Linked DNA regions of Mus musculus: region 1 is linked to region 2. A link is a loop called in an ENCODE intact Hi-C map of the cell type or tissue named here. Cell type or tissue: left cerebral cortex. All regions are shown on one strand. Links, peaks and the distances in the headings refer to the core of each region. The heading gives the core; the rest is flanking DNA. Region 1 has its middle 10 kb from the start of H2al1a. Region 2 has its middle 15 kb from the start of H2al1j.

Evidence for each region. A loop is a pair of places that touch in the nucleus more often than their neighbours do. Peaks named below come from ENCODE experiments on the same cell type or tissue, not always from the same donor. Only the 100,000 strongest peaks of a DNase experiment are listed, where the experiment ranks them.
Region 1: a loop joins it to region 2, with 3 times the contacts of the local background. A loop is called at or near these places in 4 of 42 quality-filtered maps.

The regions. Positions count from the first base shown.
Region 1 is chrX:11,284,918-11,293,591 of GRCm38, reverse strand. No RefSeq gene overlaps it. Among named protein-coding and RNA genes, the nearest start is that of H2al1a, 10 kb to the left of the region's middle. In left cerebral cortex, for the core only: no CTCF peak of the experiment used is centred there; DNase peaks (open chromatin) are centred at 4,092, 4,263 and 4,932.
Region 2 is chrX:11,338,431-11,347,104 of GRCm38, reverse strand. No RefSeq gene overlaps it. Among named protein-coding and RNA genes, the nearest start is that of H2al1j, 15 kb to the right of the region's middle. In left cerebral cortex, for the core only: no CTCF peak of the experiment used is centred there; DNase peaks (open chromatin) are centred at 1,107, 1,568 and 4,412.

The DNA of each region.
Region 1 (8,674 bases), core at 132-8,131, 53 kb after region 2:
TACTTCCCTAAGGGTCATAGCATGTTATCCTCACAACTACACTGTATTTTCAGATGGCAACTCTGTGCATGTGTTTCTCCCTCACTCCCTGTGTCTTAAATCCTTTTCCTGGACTTCAGTGTCTTGTCTGTTTTATGAGTATATCTTGCTCACTTCCTATTATCTGGTCAGGCTTACTGGGGGTCCCTCTTCATTTCCTTTCTCTGCTCCATTCCTTGTCATCTTGTAGTCTATCTGCAGAAACAGTTATTTTCCTTTATGGCAGACCACTGCGAGGAATCTTGTCAGGCTGCCCTCACACCTCACTGGCATTGGGATGCTCTGCATCTCAGACAGCTGTTACATGAGTAGTTTGCATGTTCAGGTGAGTGTTCTGGGAAGCCTGGGGCTGGAGAAGTGTGTGTAGGAGAACCGTGTGGGAAGAGGCTCCAGGAGTCTGTGGCAGGGATGGAACACAGGCCTGATCACCATGGTGGTCAATGGGACATAGCTTTTCCCAGAGGTCCAGTCACAGAAGCCTCCCTCACCCACCTGTTTTCCTCTTTGCTCTAGAGACCTGGATGGAAGCTTATGTCTGCCGTTCCTGTCAGGAATAACTTAGTACAGCCACTAGAATTTGATGACAACAAACAAAGAAACAAATATGAAATTTCTAAAGAAATGTTTTCATTGGGCCAAGGGGTTCTGAGGGATAGTCTGTTTCCTTCACATTAATGAACTCCTAGCAGTGCCGAGCCCTCCCAAGTTCTTCCTTTTCTCCTTCAGTCTCCCTCCTCAACTCTTTACATCCCCTCTTGGTCTTTCTCTGTCATCTTCTTTCTCGTCACTCTTTCTTATCTACCTACCCTTCTGCTCTGTATCTCTTTGCTCATGTTTATATTTGTTCAGTCTCTTTCCACCTGCCTTTACCTCTTTTTGCTTCTTCTGTTTGTCTCTGTGCCCCAGTGTGTGTGTGTGTGTGTGTGTGTGTGTGTGTGTGTGTGTGTGTGTGTGTGTGTGAGTGTGTGTGGTGTTGGCTTGTTGGTTGTCTGATTCATATTTTGCTCAGTGTCAATCATCCCCCTCTTCCATTTCATTTCATCTCAGAGTTTCAGTCTCTAGTCATGTGTTTTAGTATTTTCTTGTTGTTTTGTTTGTTTGTTCCTGCTGCTGTGACAAAACACCTAGACAAAAGCAAGAGGTTAAGGAAGAGGTTCACACAGCTCTCCTTAGGTCAGGGAAGTCCCAGTGGAGTGGAAAAGCGCTCTCCAGGCTGGTTACATCAAATCTACAGTAAAAAAAAAAATCAGATAGCCACGAGTCCCACCATGTGCTTTCTTTGGTTGGTGGTTTAGTCCCAGGAAACTCTAGGGGTACTGGTTAGTTCATATTGTTGTTCCTCCTATGGGGTTGCAATCACCTTCAGGACCTTGTGTACTTTCTCTAGATACTTCATTGGGGACCCTGTGCTCCATCCAATGGATGATTGTGAGCATCCACTTCTGTATATGTCAGGCACTGGCAGAGCCTCTCGGGAGACAGCTATATCAGTCTCCTGTCAGCAAGCTCTTGTTGGCATCTGCAATAGTGTCTGGGTTTGGTGGTTGTTTATGGGATGGATCCCCAGGTGGGGCAGTCTCTGGATGGTCATTCCTTCAGTCTCTGCTCCACACTTTGCCCCTGTAACTCTTTCCATGGGTATTTTGTTCCCCCTTCTAGGAAGGAACGAAGTGTCCACACTTTGGTCTTCCTTCTTCTTGAGCTTCATGTGTTTTGCAAATTGTATCTTGAGTATTCTGAGCTTCAGGGCTAATATCCACTCATCAGTGAGTGCTATTATGTGTGTTCTTTTGTGATTGGGTTACCTCCCTCAGGATGATAGCCTCCAGATCTATCCATTTGTCTAAAAATTTCATAAATTCATTCTTTTTAATAGCTGAGTAGTACTCCATTGCGTAAATGTACCACATTTTCTGTATCCATTCCTCTGTTGAGGGACATCTGGGTTCTTTCCAGCTTCTGGCTATTATAAATAAGGCTGCTATGAACATAGTGGAGCATGTATCTGTATTAAAAGTTGGAGCATCTTCTGGGTATATATGTAGCAGAGGATGGCCTAGTCAGTCATCAATGGGAGGAGAGACCCTTGGTCTTGTGAAGGTTCTATGCCCCAGTACAGGGGAATGCTAGGGCCAGGAAGCGGGAGTGGGTAGGTTGGGAGCACGGGGATGGGGGAGGCGATAAATGATTTTTGGAGAGGAAACTAGGAAAGGGGACAACACTTGAAATGTAAATAAAGAAAATATCTAATAAAAGTCCATTAAAAAAGCAGATAGACAGGAAGAGTATGTGAAGCTCTTTCCCACCTTATACAGTCCATTTGTTCCTGCTTGGGGAATGGTCCAGCCCATAATTAAGATGGGTTTTTACACATCAATTAACATAATAAAGATAATCCCTCAGAGGCCCATCTCCCTAGCGACTCCAGATACTGTTCTGCTGATAATAATCACTAGCCATCACTCCAAGATCTCTTCCTATGTCACTGTTCCTTCCCTTTGCTTCCCGAAGCTGGTCTCAGTCTGCCTCTCGGGCTCCTGACCTGCCAGCTACTGGTGAGTGGCTCTGCACTCCACCTCTCAGTGTCTCTGTGGGCAGACCTGGTGCTCACAGTTTCTCTGAGGTATATATCCTCCTTGCACTGGCAGAGGCAGTAAAAAGATGGACTTCACTGGTTTGTGTGACAACTCAGCAATGGAGCCCAATTCCAACTGTGAGAACAGTTGCCATAATTCACATACTTGCCAAATACACATGCTCAGACACAGATATGCTCACACACATGCATGTCGATAGACACACTGACAAAGCCCTCTGACTTGCCCTCAAGACTGCTGGGAACACCATAGTAGCCTTAGAAGGAGATATTCCATCACTTCTTCCTGGTGCTTTTCGTATACAGGAAGTGATTCATGGAGGATTTAAAAAGCTTCACCATTTCCACCCAATTCCAAAAGAATATTCTAGTTTCAGAGCTCCCTGTGGGGTTGGCCAAGTCCATTAAGCCTTCTCTCTAGGACCCAGGCAGCTTGCTCATTCTCTCTCTCTCTCTCTCTCTCTCTCTCTCTCTCTCTCTCTCTCTCTCCCTCTCTCTCCCTCTCTCTCTCTGTCTCACCCTCTCTCCTACCTCCACATACTTCTATTTAATTTTCTTCTCTTGCTGTTGCTTAAACCTCCCCTTTCTCCTTGGATCTCTCCTTTGTAATGTACTGAAACCTTGATCCCAGGGCAACTCATCATGCCCGTTTTTCTTGCCCCCACAGGCCCTGACAGCCTGCTTTAGACCTTGTAATTGTCTCTTTGGCGGTTCCTCACTTGGAGAATTCTTTATCAGTACAGTAAAAGAACATGTATTTAGGAGGGGGAGAGGCTCCCTTGTGAAAACCATTCTCACACCCTGCAACTCAGTTGCCTGGTTTGGGAGGAAATTTCCACGAAGACCACCTCACAGCATGAGAAGTGGAGCCTCTGTTTCTGCCATGACAGGCTGCAAAATTCAGAGCGCTATTAAATCTATTCAGTGGATTATTTACTCAATTTCTCTTAGCTTTTTGCTTTCCATTATTCTGCTGCTGCCTCTTTCTCCTCTTTCCCTCTTCCTTCTCCTCTTCCCCTCCCTCTTCTCCTCTTCTTTCATTCTCTTCTCCATCCTCTTTCTTATACTGACCTCAAAGCTTTTATGCTGGTCTCTTGGCTGTTGTGTAGTAAGAAGACTAGAACCAAGTTCCCTAGAAAGTAATATAAGCATTGTCCCTCTCCTAGAATTTCCAGCAGTGCTACCTATGGATCAGCACCATCCCATGGCGCTAGTAATCCTGGCATTCAAGAAACTCGTCTTTCCTTGTGCTGAGATATGAGCTTAGATATGGACAAACTCAAGTTTGGATCTCACAGACTGTGTGACCTTGAATAAATTCTCAGGCTGCAGGATGTATTTCTGAGCTCCTCACTGGAGGAGAGGCCAAAAGAACCATCTTCCCAGGATGGCTGTGGGAACGAAATGAGGCATTCAAAAGGCGAGCTTGTCTGGGGGCTCAGGAAATAGTCAGAGTGCTGCTTTGTTTTGAGGTCTTTTGTAATGGAGAGATCTAATCCAAGCTCTGCTGAACTGATTGGAGGACTTGTACAAATCTTTTAAATGCAGGACCGTTTTCATTTCCTCCTGAGATGAATAGCTCTTGATTTCGGAGTTCTTTTCTGCCTCTCAAATGCAGATCTCTCACTGCAGGGCCAGCTAAGAGGTGCCTGGAAAGTCCCTGACTGCTGTGGACCACTGCAGCTAGTGCTGCAGAGTCCTGTGGGTGGTACTGGAGAGCATGAGTCAGAGTCACTTCACCCCAGTGATAAACAAGTTAGGCTTTTTTTGCATGGTTTTTGTTTGTTTTCTGTTACTGCAACAAACTACCAGAGTCCGGGCAATTTATAAAGGGAAGAAGGATTTGATTGGGCTCTGGGTAATGGAGGATACATAGCATCAGGATCTTCTTGCTACGTAATTTCATGAAAGGGAAAGTGGGTATATATGGGAGAAGCATGTGTACAACAAAGGAAGAAAAGAGAGGAGATAAAGGAGCTGCTTCACTTTATAGCTCTGTACTGTTATGAGGACAAAATCATGGTTGGAGAATCTTCCCGAGTCTAAGGAGTATGATTTGAATCCCACTATCCCCCTGACGCTTCTCTGTAAGGTACCGAGCTTCAGCATGAGCTTTGGTGAGGACTAACTGTGTCAGACCAGAGCAGGCACCATTCTTCTGTCTGACACTGGTTTGAGAGCTGTTTCCTTTGCCCACTTAAATTGTTCAGGATTCTGGCACCAAGCCACAAATCTCTAGAGCAGAGTCCTTGCCTGACCTCGTTTGTGAGAGTACACTCAGGAGCTGGGGACACGAGACGGCTCGGTGGGTAAAGTGCTTGCAGTGAATCGAGTTCAGATTTCCCAGAACTCGCTTAAAAAGCTGGGCGTGGCAGCATATGCCTGCAATCACAACTCTAGGGAGATAAAGACCGGAGGGTTTCAGAGGTTTGCTAGCCAGCAGGCTGAGCCAGCACAGTCCTCAGGTTCCTGAGCAGCTGGAAACAGCAGTCTGTGCACGTGGCCTCTGAATTCCCGTAGTTCTGCGCAGCAGGCACTCAAGGAGAGCCAGGTAAAGCTCCAGTGTGCATGGAGCCAGGCAGCTCCAGTTGTTACCTCCCAGGGCTCTGGGGCAGTAAAAGCAGACCCACTAGGATCTAGAGAGCACGCTCCTCACACTCTGCCTTCTGCATGGAATTTGACAGGTGTTCCTGTTCATCCCCTCACACATAGATGGTGATGGGGCCTCGCTCAAGTGAACAGACAAACACTAGCATCCATCTCCTGTCTACATTGTAATCTAGACACCTGGCAGCAAGCAGGGTGTGGGGAAGGCAGGGGGGTGGGGGGAGCATGGACAGCTGAATTCTTACTCTAACCAGTAGCATTTTCCTGACCTTGGTTCTTGTTTGTCAAAGCTTGGCAGAGGCATTAGGGGAGAGTAGAGGTGCGAAGGAAGGAGGGAGGACAATTGGGAGGAGGGGGAGGAGAGAAAGAAGCAGGAGGAGGAGAAGGAAGAAGGACACAGAAGCATAGCTTATAGCCCTAAAGGATTCAGGGGAGTGTTAGCCTTCCTCAATTTAAAGGCAGAGCTGAGAAAGGGCACAGACATAGTTATCTTCTTGGCTTTTGACAAAGTCTCTCAGCTATATCTGATTCCTGTACCCCAAGGACATCTGAGAATGAGCTGGAGACAGTGGCTGCATGTGTGGCTGTAATAAGGACACTTGCGTATTTGGACAGAGGCAAAGGAAGCGCAAAGTATAGTCCTTTGGGTGTGCTCTATTGCTAGATCTCAATCGAATACAGGAAATGGCCCTAGCCACAGGACACATCAATACCAAGGCAGCCATGGGACTTGGGCTTTGGTGTAACTTAGGACCACAGGACAGCTTGATGGCTCTCTTGGCAGACAGCAGAGGAGGCTGCCACCATCTCGCTCTTTCTTTCTGTTTCTAGCCTGCATTTAAGCAAAGAGAGTTTTATCCCCTCTTAGTCTACTGGTGGAGCAGTACGGGGTTTCTTCTGAGAGGGAGAGGTTTGAGGCTAAGCCCAGCACTAGACACAGAAATTTGTGGATGCGTGTGCCTGGGCATCCATCCTGGAGGCCTGTCTGTTATAGTTTGCTTTGGGTTGTTGTACGAAACACTGTGACCTAAAGTATCTTGGGGGAGGAAAGGGTTTATTTCCACTTACAGTTCAGAGTCTAACCCAAAGGGAAAAGACAGGAACCTAGAGGCAGGAACTAAAGAGGAGATTGTGGAGGAGAATTGCTTACTGGCTTGCTCTCCCTGCCTTGTTCAGATTGCTCTCTTATACAACTCAGGGCCATTTGCCTAGGGTGTCACCAACCAGAGTAGGATGGGCACTCCTATACTAATCATTAATCAAGAAAATGCCCAGCAGGCTTGTCTGAAGGCCAATCTGATGGAAGTGTTTATTCGTTTTTGAGGTTTCCTCCCCCCAGATGATCCTAGTGTGTATTGAGCTGACAATAAAACTGACCAGCACAAGGGCAAATGGCAATGTGTTCAGAAGGAACAGTTTTTCAGAGCCCAGAGTTTCTGCATTACTGTGATATGTGCTGTGTAAGTGTGGAGACATCATCTCCAAAGTACAGACAACTGAGTATCAACACTCAGAGGCACAGAAGATGTGTACTGCTGGACTAGGAAGCCTTGGCACAATTGTGCTGTTTCGGGAGGCCTTAGAGGGCCTAGCACTACATGAACTTTCAAAGGGAGTCATTTGAAACGTTTTTGCATTCATAGAGAACCCACAGACCATTGGCAATCAACATAAAAGTTTTGGAGGTAGCTGAAGCCTACTACTGGTAGACAGTGGGTATCATGGACACGGTAGTCATGGGGATCCACGGGCCTCTGATGGTAATGTTCTGGGGGCTACAGGAAAATGCCTGAGCAGCTCCCCTTCCCACTCCTGTCTCCATGCCACCGTCTGAAAAAATGTAAGAGAAATACCTCACTTCAGCTTCGAAAACAAAACTCCTCTTATCCACGGAGGCTCCAGGTCAGGCTTCAAGGTTAGCATTTATACCCGCCTGTTGCTCACATTAGCTCTCTGGGTACCTGGGTTCTCTCCAAGTTGCCGAGGGAATGTTTTAGGAAATGATCCCACCAGGAGACGTGTGGTGGCATTCGCCATTTCCTACACCCTCTTTCAAAGGTGGCGGGGAAGAACAGAGGGGCAGCTTTTTTATTACAGGGAAGACAGTGGCTTCATCTATTGCTGCCTCTGCTCTGACGTGCTCTGACGTACCTTAAGAAGCTCTTGCAGAGGATGTGCCAGCTGACAGGTACTTTTTGTGTTTCTAGACACAGGTGACTCATGGCTTCCCAGTGTTGAAAGAAAGCAGGGCACCAGCTCCCGGCTCTTCTTTCAGGAAGGAACGTCCTCATTTTCATGGCAGGTGCAGGGCAGGGCGGAGCTAGTTGTTTAGACAAAGGCTGTTTTCCTTTGTTCCTTGGTAACAGAACCATAGTTTGCTCAGTAGCAATGTATGTGAGCTCCAGGGATAAATCGTGCTTACACCAAGGCAACTAGAGTAATCCTGCTTTCCTTCACAATTGACTGGTACCTTGTGACATGGTTCTGAGCAAATAAATGTAAGAAAATCCACAGTAGAGGGATACTGCGAGGTAAGACAGCGGCCCCACAAAAAAATAGAGCCCAGTTTCCTTTCCCTGTTTCCAGTGTTGGATATTAGCAGGGATGAGTGATCTCTGAAGCTTCAGATCACGGGGCAGCAAAAGCGAGAATAAAGGTGTTAGGCTGAGGATTATGGAATTGGAAAGTGTTTGCTGGTTTTCTTAAGCAGTTTAGTGGCCCCCGCAACCACCCACCTTCAGATTACTTGTGAAGCAAAAGACGGGTGTATTTGTGGTAAAGGCCACGGTTAGGCAGGGTTTTCAAGTGTACTGCATTACATCTCCACTGCTACTCCATACTGATGATGGAAATTGGACACCAGAGGTGTGAACATACTGAGCGTGCATATGACGAATTACACCAGGGGGCGAATACAAATCATTAGAAGCTGAATGGAGCACTGAACTTTTCTGACACTGCACCTCTTTGTATACTGACTTCGTGACCCAATGGCTTTATTGTTAGTGTAGGTGTCCAGAGATGCTAGTGTTCGTCTTGACTCTGTGAATAGAGGGATCAGAAAAGATTGAAATAGACTTCTGACATTAAGTTGGCACTGCTTCAGGACAATGGTTTGGATTACCATTTTTTTTTTGTCACTGAAAACCTTCATGCCTTAAAATCTATAAAATTCATTTTAAAATAAAATGTCTGTAATATGAACTAACATTTAACTGCAATGGAAAGAGAAATGAATGAGCGTTTAAAAGGGATTCTACTGTTTTATTAAAAAACTTTAATAAATGTGTATTACATCTATATAATTTTAATTGATCCTTTGTGGGGAATTTAGAGCTTCTCCCTCTAGCAGCGTTTGTGTTGAGAAACACCAAGCTAGATAGATCTTTAAGATTTCTTCCAGAGCTAACATTCTGATTCTAAGTAGGAAAT
Region 2 (8,674 bases), core at 413-8,412:
CAGCCCATGGGATGAATACTAAAGGTGATCTGCCTGGAAAGCTGGAAGTATTCTTTTGATTCTGCCATGGTGCTTTGCTTTGCGCTCATCTAACCTCATGAGCACTTTTCACAGGAAGACGGGCATCTTGTCCTTTCGAGGCCAGCTGGTAGAATGGGCACCAGCCAAGCCACTATGATTCCTGGTTTCCAAGAGATGGTTTTAGGCAATTGAATGAACTATCAGTGCCTGATTCACACTGATGCCATCATCCTTTCTTTACAGAGGAGGATACATGCAAAATATCCAAAAAGGAGTTAACAAAAGACATAAATGTCAACTGCTGTCAGAAACAAGAGTAGACTCAATCTCCCGACAAGCTTCCATACCACACTGCCTCCCAGGACGCCAAGAAAATGATGTAATCTGACCCATGAATTCCCCCTCTGGAAGCTGCCCCAGCCTGTCTATCTGAAGATAAAAACAACCACAGATTCAGTTTACATCTTCTTTTGCTCCTTAGCCTGTTGGAGCCAAGGTTGAATGGTGCCAATTTGCCAATGGTGGTTTTTATGATGTGGGCTGGGATCATTGCGAAGTGTTCTGAATCAAATTCATTTCAATTAGAAGTGTAACTTAATGTCCAATTTTCAAACCAGATTCTCTAGGTAAGAAGACCTTTCTTTTTTTTTTTCTGAGCTGTTTCAATCTGATGAGCAGTACTTGTGGGTACCAATAGTGCCTGGCTCTGCATCCTTGGCTGTGGCATTACTCCAGGTTAATATGAGGTGCAAGTCAGGCTAAAGCAGGGGTGAGGAAATAAACGTGGAAAATGGAAAGGGGGCTGCGTGAAATTTGAACCAGTACAGATCAATTCCAGAATGCTGCCCAGGGATTCCTAAAAGTGAACCCAGGGAAAAATAAATACATCTCATCTTTATTAACACTCCAAACCTTAAATGAGTCCCGATGTTAATTCCGAAGAGATGTCTAAAATGCCTCCTTCAAATTGCCGCCCCACTTGCCCTATAAAACAACGTGTACTTCTTTTTATTCACTCCATGTTCAAAAAAAATAAAGGAAATTCCTTCTGCAGTCTAGGGCCAAGGAACAACCCGGCCTGGCTTTGATTACTGAGAGCTGGAGAGTTTTGAGTGAAAGCTGCAGCCGGCTGCCAGCCTTGTTATTAGCAATAAGCATCAAGCTGGTCTCGGGAGAGCAGGGGCCTTTTGAGAATGTCAGACAGCAGCCGGCACCTTCCTTTGACAGCACCTGCAGTCACCACTGGAGGTGTGGGCCTGTCCAGAACTCCATTTCCTCTTGGCTGAATCGGCAGCACTAATCAACAGAGAAATAAGCCCTTCTATTTATATAATATCTACCTACAAGCAGTCCAAATTGCCATGCTCCTGTTTAAGACTCTACAATAGCTCCCCATGGCCCCCCAGACCAAGTCCAAATGCCCAGGTTCATTGTTCCAGGTCTCATGACAACAGAGCTCACCTTGGCAATGTGGGCACTTTCTTTCTTTCCTTCCTTTCATTTTGTAAAAACAGAGTTCCAGCCAGGACATTCTTCCACAGCCGGAGAGGGTTATTATGGTGAGATTGGAAAGGGCTGCTGACTCAAAAGGCTTGCTGCGAGCCCCAGCTCTACTCCAGACTGCAGCACTGGCTGAGCATTCCCAGCTCAGGATTCACTTGCCATCTCATTGATAAAGTGAGGAGACGATCATAGTAGACGACTTGATCTACCGCATCCTTCAAGAGTCTGAAATTGTATAAGGTTTCATTCCATTCACAGCCCTCTCTTACTTGATTTTCCCAGCCTTGCTTCTTTTCCTGAGGTTGGAAAAGGGTAAATTCAGCTCTCTCATCCTCTCTTACAGCTAGCAGTAACCAATCTAGGTAGCTCCTGAAGTCTGGTTGGTGAGACAGATGACCATGCTGCTCTATATTCCACACCCATAGCCCCCTCTGATTTCTGCTGCAATTAGGATGGGCAAATGATGCTTTTCAGAATCTCTCCATGCTGATAACATCTGACCTCAAGATCAAACAATGCCCTGTCCTTCTATCTCTTCCTCGGGCTTCAGTAGCACACCAGGAGCCCGCTGGCAAATGAAAGCAACACCCAAAGTAGAGATGCTTGCATTGCTATTAACACTTAGCTAATGGAGGACAGGGGCCAGATGTTTCAGCCACCTGCTTTTCAGGATTAAAAGTCTGGAAGGCATTGTGTATTCATCTCAGGAAGTCAAGGTGTAATGAAGTCCCTGTTGCTCAAGGTGGGGACCTCCTTGTAACACATTCATAGAGTATTCTATCCACTCTACCTTCCTCTCTCCACCCATACTCCTCTTCTAGCTCGTCCTTCTCTATCCACTGTTTCCCCATCTCTATCTTTTCCTGGTCCTCCATCTTCTCCTGCATTCCTCTTCATCCTCCGCCACCTCCTCCACCTTTTCCATCTCTTCGTTCATCTTTTCCTCCTGTTTTTCATCTCTTCTTCTTATGCCTCCTCATCCTTTCCCTCCTCTACTCCTCTGCTGCTACCACCGCCTCCTCCTCCTGCTCCTTCACCACTTCTCCCAAACCCTCAGCAAGTGGTGTCCCACTTTCACTTTCTTGTTTTGAGACAGGACTTCATTAGGTTATGACGATGGCTTTGAACTCATTCTCTAGCCTAGGCAGGCCTTGAATTAAAAAATCCCTCAGCTTCAGGAACCTGAATAGTTGCGATTAAAGGACCATAGCACAGGTCTGACCTCTGTTACTCTTCTTGCTTTCTCCTAATGCTTCCAAAGTTTAGTTAGTAACTGAACTCTCAGAATCCAAGTCGTTGGTTTGAAGTCTACTTTCAGAGGGATTTCAAACTCAAATGGCTGACATAATTCATCTTCCCTCTTTCATCTTAAATGAGGGTGCTCATGTGATGGCCAAAGCTAAGCAACCTTCCTGGAATCAACATGAAGGAAAGGCTACAAAAGGTGTCAGAAATGCCACATCTGACATCTTTGAGTCAATACCAGCAACTGTCAAGTTTTATGTTTTGGGCTCCATGAAACTAACACCTATTTATTTAAGCTATTGCTCCTTGAGTATTCTTTCACTTGCAGTTGAACACAACCCTCGTCACTCTGGTGTGCCTTTCTCTGCATGCTAGCAGTGTTGTCACCTGTGTCTTTGCTCCTGTGTTCTCTTTGCCTGGATCTCCCCATTTCTCTAGTTGGTCTCACTTGCCTGCTTTCTTTCATAAACCAAATCCATATTGATTTCCCTCCTCCAAGCCATGACACTTTCCATTTGACAAAATTCTTAAAATATTTATCTATATGAAGAGATAGAGCCCGTCTTGTATTGGTTATGAGGTAGCCCTGGAATGGCTCCAAATTATGACTTTTAAAGTGGATCTCACTTAAATGGAGACTACCTTTGAAAACAGAGGCTCCATTTATATGTGTGTGCATATGTCTTCTACAGACTTCTATGCATGATCAAAGGACCCCATGTGAATAGAATGGGGGCAAAGGACACATGTTTAATTTAAGCAAATTCCCTTCATGCTAAGGAGGGCAATTTAAGTGAAGATGATAAAGAAGTTTTGTGGGAACCTTACTGGGAGAATAGACACTACTCTTTATGCACTGTATCCCTAGGAAGGGTGGAGACTGCATGAGATTGTGATGTTATCGATGGACTTAAGAACCCACCCCCTTTAATCTCAGCACTCAGGTGGCAGAGGCAGGCCAATCTCTGTGAACTGAAGTCTAGCCTTTTCTTCAAAGTGAGTTCTGAGACATCCAGGGCTGAAGATGTAAACAAAGAAACCCTATTGAGAGAGAGAGAGAGAGAGAGAGAGAGAGAGAGAGAGAGAGAGAGAGAGAGAGAGAGAGAAAGAGAGACAGAGAGAGAGACAGAGAGAGAAGGAGGAGGAGGAGGAGGAGGAGGAGAAAAGAGAAGAGAAGAGAAGAGAAGAGAAGAGAAGAGAAGAGAAGAGAAGAGAAGAGAAGAGAAGAGAAGAGAAGAGAAGAGAACCTGAGCCCCATGTATAGAAGGTCTCCTCTTTTCTTAGGTCCTGAGTCCTTTTCTTTGAATGGCACCCCTCTCTCTGGGTCCTTTACTACCAAACACAGCTCTCTATCAAGTGTCTGGAGCCACACTTTGGGGGGCATGCTCTTCATCTTCCCATGTTCCCAGGCTTTCAGACCCAGAAGAAAGAAGCCTTTGTTCACCAGCTTCCTCCCCTTGTTCTTTGGTGTTTCTTGCCACCACAGTTGTCCTTGTACAACGTGGCTCAAATGGACTGTCCCACAAGTCCAACCCTAGATTATCACTCAACACTTCCTGCCAAGGCAGGAAATGACCTTCTAACTGTCCCTTCACAGTGTGCCATGCCCACATATGCTGCCAAGATGTTATGCACAGCAACAGTGCTGTCAAGCAAGACACCTCCTTGCTGGAACTCTTTCATTGCTTCCATTCTCTCACCAAATATGACTCAGACAGCTACTTTTCTCTACTCTAATTATGTAGTCAATGTGAACAAGCCACTAAGCAAGCAAGAAGATACCTGATACTCACAGACCTCTGTGCTTGGCTTATAGGGCTAGGCCATGTCTTCTTGCTAAGCATACCCCTCCCCAATAGCAATCCACTCCACTCTTGACTGTTTTGCTTATCTTTCTAATGTGGCACCCTGACCTTGAGATAACACACAGCTTTAGTTAAATTTAAAGGACCCTGCCTAGTTACAGTGGAGCAATGAGCACTTCTGTCATAGCATCTATCAGGTATGCCTTTGTCTTCTACTCACTCAGGCATGTAGAGGATCCTGGGGTCAGATGCTGGCATTTCTACATACCTGCATCAGAAGCTTTGGCTTGAGATACAATAGAAGCCACAGATCATAGTTACCCTCTGTTTACTATACTTCTGGGCACTGTGTTTTCCTCATCCACAGGAATAGCTTCCTGGCCTTCCACAAGAGCACTGAAAAAGGCGACTGAGGGCTTCCTTTTCATAACAGATGAGAAAACTGAGAGCTGAGTGGGTGGTGCCACTAGCCCAAGTTCCCATGACTTGGAAGTGGCAGAGTTGTGTGCCTCCTACCTTGGCCTGTCACCCTGATGTATGCATGCTGTGAAAACCAGCCTGTTCTATGTTCTTCTGTGCACAAGAGATGAATGAATGTCAGGTCTACAGAGGAAACATTTTACTGGCAACCACACTCTGGGTCATTGTCCCAGCTCTGCATGCTGCTTTGCCAGAACAACTCTAGCAAGAGGCTTCTTCCCAGTAGTGAGCTTCAAAATCTGCCTTGAGAAGTTGGGGATAAAAAAATCACTAGAGTTGCTCCCAGCTGAGGAGAATTCGGTGGGACTAGGCACGACTTTGTCTGTAAAACTCTTTTCTGACAGTGAATGGAGCAGCTGCCTGGTGTGCAATAGTGACTGGGACCTGCGGTGGAGAGAAAGATAGGTGAGGGAAGATACGACTTGGTGAGGAGACACGACTTGGCAGTGGAGACATGGGCCTGAAGACTCTGGGTCACAAATCTATTCCAAACACTCACATTTTAAAACATTTAGATTGATGGATCGGTGTCTTAAATGGACAGTTGATAATTGCACATCTTTGTCGGGTATGAGGCAGTGTTTGGGAGCTTCATACCTCATGTAATGATCAACTCGGGATATTGTGCTTCTCCACCATCTCAGGTGCTTATCATTTCTTGGCGGTGCGAGCATTCTAAATCCTTTCTTCTGGCTGTTTTGAATTATACAAGATGACGCTGTTGACTGTAGTCGCCCTTCTGTGTAATAAAATACCAAAATGTATTTCTACTCTCCGGCTGTGACTTTGTGCCCATTAGGCAATCATTTCCTTTTCCCTCCTTCTTGCCCTCCAAGGAGAATTCTGCCCACATACAAAGGAAGTTAAGGATGATTACCTCCACCAGTTAATTTTGAGTGTATTTTCCTTTTCATGAGAGTGCTATATCATACAAATCTGTCTAAATACATTTAAAAGTGCTCTTTTAATAATGAACCACACAATAAAAATCCCAAGAGCCATGAAAGCCTTGTGTTATTGAATAGTGACATTTTTTTTTTCTGATTGGTATACCTAGCATGTTGGTAATTCTTAAAAGTGATGAATCTCAGACTCAATCGAATATAAGGGGCATGAGAAGGTGCTCCTGACGCTATCTTAAGCATCTGGGAAGACTGTCTTGAAAAAGTAACATCAGTTGACTCAAGTACAGGATGCTGGAAAAGGACTCTACTCTTCTTAGGAAGGAAGAACTGCAAATGTAGTCTGCATTTCTTCTCTATCAAAAATATTTATTTATTTATTTATTTATTTATTTATTTATTTTTATTTATTATTTCAGGTGTGTGGATGTTTTGCTTATATGTATGTGCTACATGTGTGAAGTGTCCACAGAGGGCAGAAAAGGGTATTAGATCCTCTGGAACTGATCTTAGTCCTCTGGAAACCAGCCAGTGCCCTTGACCTGTAAGCCATCTCTCCAGCCCCATCTGCATTTCCTTTTATTCTCATGCAAGTTTCCCCATCAGCTGTCTATGGCTGCCCAGAAAGTTCTGCTGCCCACTTCCTAAGGCTCTTCGGGGTCAACTGTGCTGACTTAAGTTAATCTGGGGGAAAATGACAATAATCAGAGCAAGAAGACTCCAGGGTTTTTTTTTTTGTTTGTTTGTTTGTTTTTTTTTTTTGAAGTGGGGGGGGGGCAGGGAGACAAGCAAGAGGCAACAACTAGTTCTTCCAACTTACAAGTCTTCATGCTACTGTGACCTACTGATTTCTGTATATGATTCTGCCTTTTGACTTTTCATACCATAAGCTTTCTTTTGGGTGAAAGATAACACTAGAGGCTTTAAAAATACTTCCTGGTCCATGAAAAAGGAATATCTTAGTGCTATAGCTCAAAACGGAAATGGCTGCCAAGGACTCAAGTATTTGAAGATGTGGTCCCCAGTTGGTAGCACTGCTCTGAGAGGAAGTGGAGTATAGCTGGTTGAGTTGGTTCATCATGAGTGAGCATTTGGGAATTAGGACTTCACTCTGTTGTCATCTGGTTCTGAGTCTTTATGATCACATTGTGAGTTAGCCTCCTTTGCACATCTCACTACTATAGGTGGAACCATCTCCACAGTCAGTGCATTTTCTGCCATGATGGGCCAAAATCCCCAGAAACCATGAGCCCTGCCAAACTTTTCCTTTCTTAAGCTTCTTCTGTCAGGCATTTTGTCACAGTGTGGAGATTTGGATAGGAATGCCCCCCCATATGTTTGAATGTTTGGCCAATAAGAATGATACATTTAGGAAGTGTGGCCTTGTTGAAGTGGGTGTGGCTTTGATGGAGGAAGTGTGTCATGTGGGGTGTGGGTGGTATTGAGGTCTTATATGCTCAAGCTATAACCAGTGTGGCACTCTATCTTCTTGCCTGTAGATTCAGATGTAGAACTCTCAGCTCCTTCATAGCACCATGTTTGCCTGTATACTGTTACTATGTTTCTCACTATGATGATAATAGACTCTGAAACTGTAAGCCAGCCCCAATTAAATGTTTTCCTTTATAAGAGTTGCTGTGGTCATGGTGTCTGTTCACAGCAATAAAAACCCTAGTCTATGTTCATGGAAGGGAGTCCATAAGAGCCTCTGGAGGTTTGAAAGTGTTCTTCCAACTAGGAAGGAGACAAAGATGAGATAAATAAAATGTTATCTTTATGTTAAATATAAATCAATGGGCTAATCTATAATCACCAGGAGTAATGGTGATGGTAACTCTCCATTCTTCCTCCTGGAAAATATAGCTAATTCATAATGAGTCTTTCCGCTTTTGTGCCAGAATTTTCATCACACTGGTATTGGGTAGGCCTTGCTAATCAGTTAGGGAGCTAATGTCACCTCGGGGGAACAAAGAACTGGACTCATAGCCAAGAGATCTGGCAAACAGGTCTAGCTTTGCTTTCAGCCAGCCATGTGGCCATGAATAGTAATTGAACCTCTCATAGCCTCTGTTGGCTTATTCGTAAAAGGAGGGGATGGTTCTTGTGCTATCTTAATCCATTTCTAATTCTCATGTTCTAAGACTCTGAAAGGAGCTGTGGCATTGGAAATCCACGAGGGCTTAGAAGTCACACCTGCAGTTTGGAGGTCTACCATTATGCCTCTAAATACTCTTTAAGGAAACAGAGGGATAAACCTAGACACTCAGGAGATTGTAGTCAAGTTTGGAAGGTGATACGTGTTTTTGAAAGAATGAGGAAAATAAGAAACTCTGATACAGAGAGAGACATTACAAACTCACAGAGCAGGAATTTATCTTGGGCTTGGGAGAGTTATATCTGTCTGCTATTGCCATAATCATGCTGTGTAACAAAATCTCGACAATATCTCAGTGGCCCATAACAATACACATTTATTTCCTTCCCAAGTGTGTCATTGTCAGTGACTGTGAGCTGGACACATGCGTTCCTGCATCTACAGTCATCTGTGGGGCAGCTGACTAGCCTTGCACATCATGGCTAGGCTCGATCATACATCTGAGGGGTAGCTTTTTATCAGTCCATCTAGCAGGGCTTTGCTTGGTGTGACTGGGGTGCTTTGGCTCTGCTCTTTGCATCATTCTTTATATGATTTTCTATAGCATGCTGTCATGTTAATAG